Regions from separate parts of the Homo sapiens genome. Here region 1 is linked to region 2. Evidence: chromatin loops called from intact Hi-C (ENCODE). Cell type or tissue: dorsolateral prefrontal cortex. All regions are shown on one strand. Links, peaks and the distances in the headings refer to the core of each region. The heading gives the core; the rest is flanking DNA.

The links. Peaks named below come from ENCODE experiments on the same cell type or tissue, not always from the same donor. Only the 100,000 strongest peaks of a DNase experiment are listed, where the experiment ranks them.
Region 1: it touches region 2 in a loop (1.0-fold over the local background); 110 of 110 quality-filtered maps call a loop at or near these places.

What each region holds. Positions count from the first base shown.
Region 1 is chr17:40,353,939-40,356,843 of GRCh38, reverse strand. RARA (retinoic acid receptor alpha) reads right to left here. Exons shown (of 9, transcript NM_000964.4): 7 at 2,338-2,542; 8 at 1,423-1,581; 9 at 1-835. The coding sequence ends at 618. Among named protein-coding and RNA genes, the nearest start is that of GJD3-AS1, 7.5 kb to the left of the region's middle. RefSeq lists a silencer at 1,682-1,751. In dorsolateral prefrontal cortex, for the core only: CTCF peaks have their summits at 1,435 and 1,643 (motif pointing right); a DNase peak (open chromatin) is centred at 1,643; H3K27ac peaks cover 356 bases.
Region 2 is chr17:40,301,555-40,304,459 of GRCh38, reverse strand. It overlaps CDC6 (cell division cycle 6), which reads right to left. Exons shown (of 12, transcript NM_001254.4): 11 at 2,852-2,905; 12 at 1-2,548. The coding sequence ends at 2,459. Among named protein-coding and RNA genes, the nearest start is that of RARA, 6.2 kb to the left of the region's middle. In dorsolateral prefrontal cortex, for the core only: CTCF peaks have their summits at 1,074 and 1,277 (motif pointing left); no DNase peak of the experiment used is centred there.

The DNA.
Region 1 (2,905 bases), core at 200-2,699, 52 kb before region 2:
TGGATCCAGCTCCCCCCAATACACAGCACAAATTCCTTCAGTATAAATGTGCTTAAAATGAAAATTCTTATTAAAAAAATCAAAACAAAAAAATTAAAATAAAAACAAAACCAGCGAGAATTAATACCTGGGGTTGGTATGGCAGGGTATGTACAGGGGGAACCCCCCGCCCCTGTCCCACCCCCTCTGTCACCAACCGAGGCAGGGGGGAGGTTGAGGTTCCCCAGCTGGGGAGCAATGGCTTGTGAGTTCTGAGGATGGGGGAGCCAAGTCCTGGCGTTTGCTGGTGATGAAGATGTGGTGAGCTGGGCAGAGGGGTGTCTTGATGAACACGAGGCCCCCAGGACCCATCCTGAGACCCAGGACCAGGGGCCTCACTCAGTTCCTGGCCTCGGCCTCTGACGTCAGCCCAGGCTGTGGGAGCAGGCAGTCCACTGAGGGCCCAGGCCTCTGTCCAAGGAGTCGCTGCCTCCTCCCTCCCCGTCCCCCAGGGAAGGTCCCCAGTACTGCCCGGGAGGGCAGGTGGGGGCAGGGCTGGTGCGGGGTCACATGGTCGGTAGAAAGGCAGAGAAAAGCCGGGGCGGAGGGCGAGGGCTGTGTCCATGTGGCGTGGGCGGTCACGGGGAGTGGGTGGCCGGGCTGCTTCTGTTGGAGCTGGGGCTGAGGCTGGGGCTACAGCTGCCTGGCGGGGGGGCCAGGCCACCCCCGTCCCGCCCCCCACCCCCCGGCTGTCCGCTCAGAGTGTCCAGGCCCTCTGAGTTCTCCAACATTTCCTGGATGAGAGGCGGCATGGAGCCCGGGATCTCCATCTTCAGCGTGATCACCCGCTCAGCCCCTGCAGGAAAGGAGGGGGCAGAGGTCAGCACGCTGGGCCAGCCCTCCCACCCCCAGCCCCAGCAAGCCTGGCTCGAGGTGGGAAGATCAATACTGCTGATATTAGCATCTTTCTTGGGATTCAGTTCTTTGACACGAGCCAGCTCTCTTAAGCCCCCAGGTCCAGAGGCTGGTGGCAATGGGGCAAAGTGGTCCCGAACTCCGGCTCCAGGGCCAGACTGCCGGCCTGGGCTAGACGCCAAGCCCTTCCTTCCCCTGTGCTGTGTGCTAGGGATCATCCCGACCCCTCTGTAAACACGAATGTTATCCCCGCCCTCGGAAGGGAAACTGTAGCTAGGAGCTGTTGAGTGACCCACACAAGGACACACACCCACGTGTCTGGTTCCAGAGCCACGATCTGAACTACCACACAAAGGTGACACAGGCGGGCCACCTCGGCAAAGTGGAGTCACTAGGGGACCTCAGCCTAGACACAGATGGGGACAGGTGTCGTATTGTCCTGGCACAAAGACATGGGGTGCTGGCTTGGATGTGGGGGCCTGGGCCAGGTGTCGGGGGCCGGTACCCCTCCAGGTCTGTGAGCCTCACCCTTGGCGCTGATGCTTCGCAGGTCAGTAATCTTCATTAGCATCTTGGGGAACATGTGGGGGCGGCTGGGCCTCCGCTTCCGCACGTAGACCTTTAGCGCCTCCAGCAGCGGCTCCTGCAGCATGTCCACCCGGTCCGGCTGCTCCAGGTCCTGGCGGTCTGAGGAAGCAGAACCACCCCCTGAGCAGCTGGGAACACAGCTGCACCCCCAGCCTCGGCCACCGGGGGGCGTGCCTGCCCAGGCCATGGAGGAGGGCAGCTCGCAGGCGCCTCCCCACACAGGGCAGGGCATGGGGTCTCTGCTGCCGCAGGGTACAGAGGCCCTTAAAAGGGAGCAACGGGAGCTGAGGGTGAGGGGGTGCCCCAAACCCTCCCTGAGCCCAGTTAGTGGGATGGGACCCCAAATGGGCAGTGCCATCCTCAAGCAGGGAGAGGGTTCCCAGGCAGGCTCCCACTCCCCCCTGTTATTCTGGAAACCAGATGAAATGGCAGAAATCACAACAATAAAATAGCAACTAACAAGCACTGGAGCTCGCTCTGGGCACCTGCACAGTATCTGTTACCACCGTAATCCTCCCATCAACTTCATGAGCTAGAGACCGTTACCGCCCCCACTGTACAGAAACGGAGGCCCAGAGAAGTTCAGCAACCTGCTCAGGGTCATGCATCGGCCAGGAGGTGACCCTGGTTGGTCCGACCCTCAAACCCTCACTCTTAACCTCCCTAGAAGGGGTGTTGCCCAGAAATCGGGAACAGGAGTCCAGGCCCCACATGGCCCCCTTGCTGTGTAGTTGCAGACCAGACCCTGCCCTCTAGAGATACCTAACAGAGGTGGCCTGAAAGAGCTCCCTGGAAGAGACTCCAGGGCTGCACCCCCGTCCCAGCCCAGCCCCCAGACCCAGGCCCCCTGCCCACCTCCGCAGATGAGGCAGATGGCGCTGAGCAGCCCCGTCTCCGCATCATCCATCTCCAGGGGCAGCAGCTGGTTGGCGAAGGCAAAGACCAGGTCGGTGAGGGGGCCGAAGCCAGCGTTGTGCATCTGGGTCCGGTTCAGGGTCAGCCCGTCCGAGAAGGTCATGGTGTCCTGCTCGGGCGTGTACCGCGTGCAGATCCGCAGGATCTGGGTGCAGAGGATGCTTGGGTTCAGGGACTGAACCCGAACCCACTCTGAGCACTCGGCACCAGCACTCCGCACCAGCACTCCCGGAGGACCACCTGGCAGGTGGCCGGAGCAATGCTGTCTGATAGAATTTTCTACAATGATGGAAAGGTTCTACGTCTGCACCATCCATACCTCAGCCACCAGCCACATGCGTCTACTGAGTACTTGAAATGTGGCTAATGCAACTGAGGAACTGAATTGAGTTTAATTTTAATTAATTTAAATTTAAAGAGTCACATGTGGTGAGCAGCTACTGTACTGGATAGTGCAGGTCCAGGTCATCCTGCCTACATGCAAAGAATGTAGAGGGGACCTAGAATT
Region 2 (2,905 bases), core at 248-2,747:
GCAAAAACTGCTAACCACAAGCCCATCCCATCCCATCCCACTAAAACTCCTACCACCTTCCTGAAGCTCTCAGCTTCAGGGAGAAAAGCCAGCAAGGAAAGGGCTTTCTTCCTCAGCAGTCTGAATTACACTTAAGACTTTACTGACAAACATATATCAGCTTTTGCTCCCACAAGGGCAGCAGAAGCCAAGCAGGGACACTAAGTCTGCTTCATGCATCATTGACAGAACCAACCCTGTTCCAACTGCTAAAGTCTTAAGAGCAGCAATGACCTAGAAATTGACAGTGAGGGGAGAAGAAAAGGAAACTAACAAATCAGTAGACAGAAAACTCTATTTCCAAAACCAGGGGAAAGGGAAAGATAGAGGGGAAAGAAATTTGGCCCCTTTGAATCTACCAATGTGATTTTGGCTGGAAGCCAGGGAGGATACATAGCAGCCCCACTGCGAGTCAAGCCATGTTCCTGACTCAAGCCCTACAGTTAAGAGGAAGGCGCCAAGCCTCAAACACAATGAGGTGGGGAGGCTGCTCCTTATTGGGCAGGATCCTACTGTGGACACAGAACAGACAGCAGCTGCCCACAGTGTGGAAACAAACTGTAAAGCAGTCACGTCTCTTAAGGCTGCAGCATCCAATAAAATGTAATTTAAATCAAGCTTCGCATCTGTTCTCAATCCCATTCAGTCTCTGCTTTCCATCAGCCTTCGGACAATCTTTGCAATTATGCATGTTAACCCTTATAGTCCCAGACACTTTCCAACCTTCTAGGTATAGAACTGTGTTTCCATGTTCAAACTACCTTCAGAGGGAACGAATACTCTAGTAAAGGAGTGTGAGAACAACATTCAGACTCATGCCTACAGACTATCATGTGCTACACACACCAGTGGGTAGTGTTCATTTCAGAGGGCTCTCTCTGCTTTCCTTGCCTCTATCCCATACCACCTGTTGTAGCTCAGATCACATTACACGGATACAGTGGTCAGGATGAATGAAACAGTGGCCAACAGATCACTTGTACACATATCAAGTTCCAAATGGAAGGCCATGTCAGAAAGGTAGAGGCGGCAGCAGGAGAGCTCAGGGAAAAGCAGACTTGGTCACTGGCTCTCAGATCATTCGTATCACACATGGTTTACATTTCAAGCATTTGCTTCAGTTATGAAAGGACAGCAATCTCCCAAACAAATCAAACTAGAACTTCCCCCTTTCCCTCAAAACTACCTCAGCCTCAAGCATCCCCTTTCAAAGTAGTCAATGTTATAAGGGTGCCCTCTGGTGTCTCAGTCACAAATTGCCATTTAATGCCACCAAACCAAACCCAGAAGGCTCTTGATTAACCAACCATATGGACTAATTTATCTAATAAGACTGGAAAAATGTGTTTAGATGAAAACCCAACCCCAAAGTAGTCATCTTGAAACAAGTGGCTTCATCTAAGGGCAGCAAAGACTGTGGGACAGCCTAGGAAGGAATTTTCACATTGACTTCTGAAAGCTTGAGCTCTCTTGAAATCTGATTGCTTAAAAAGACAAAGAATGCAACTTGAAAATAAATATATTCACAATCTGTAGAGTTATAGTCTCCTTATGACCCCAACGCCCTTGGGAGTGCCCAAGAAACTCAACGAGTCTAAAATGCCACAATGTTGTAGTATCTGCACCATGAACATAGTATACTATACAAAGAAATAAATTCTTTAACCAGTGTCCTCCAAATCTCCATGTGGACTTGCTTGCATTTTTCTGGATCATTTTCATTCTTCTTACCCTAAACTTAAAGTTCTTAACAAAATACCTTAATGGCTGAGCATGGTGGCTCACGCCTATAATCCCAGCACTTAGGGAGGCCAAGGTGGGCAGATCACTTGAGGGTCAGGAGTTCAAGACCAGCCTGGCCAACATGGTAAAACCCTGTCTCTACTAAAAATTAAAAAATTAGCTGGGCGCGGTGGTGGGCACCTGTAATCCCAGCTACTCGGGAGGCTGAGGCAAGAGAATCACTTCAACCTGGGAAGCGGGTGCTGTAGTGAGCAGAGAACGCGCCATTGCACTCCAGCCTGGGCAACAGGGTGAGACGCGCCTCAAAAACAACAACAACAAAAAAAACAAACAAAAAAATACCCACTCATGTTTGAGCAAACGAAGAGGTAAATATACACACATTCCTCTACACAGATCTGTACACTTGCAAGCACATTGGCTAGAGATACACAAGTGGTAGAAGTAGTGAATGTAATTAAAAAGGGTCTACCTGGTCACTTTTATGGGTAAAAATAGTAAGACCCAAAGATATTATTCTGTGCTAATATTAAAGAATCTATAGATTAAAATTCATTGGCTTCAAGTAAAAAAGGTCATATTTGTTTTCAGGCCCGAATGTGTAAAGCACTAAAATGAAGACTGTAGCTCTCTAAATGCCAGCTGAATACTTTCGGGTGGGGTGTAAGAGAAGAATTTAAGGCAATCCAGTAGCTAAGATATTTCCAATTAAAGCTTTATCTTTCAGAGCATGTTCTATTTCTTTCTCTTCAATCTTGAAAAACACCTGGAAAGAAGAGAAAAGGATTTTTCACACTGGGGAACTCACAAAAGCAAAGTTGTCAGTATACAAACTTCTACCATATTAAACTTTTTCTCACAAAAGGCAAGCAAGTTAAACACTTTTTTTTCCAATGGCTTGAAAAAATATTCATATCACACTCCCATCTTTACACACCTTAAACCTTACCTAACAAAAAACGACTTGTTTAACTAACTGTGGTCATCTTGTTTAACAATAAACCTTTACTTTAGCATCACTCTACAAAATAGGACAATTAAAAACACTGTCACAAAAAAGCAGTTGTACCTTTGTCAAACGGGTTTCCTTGTTTCTCTTTAATCCTAAAATGCCCCTGGCTTC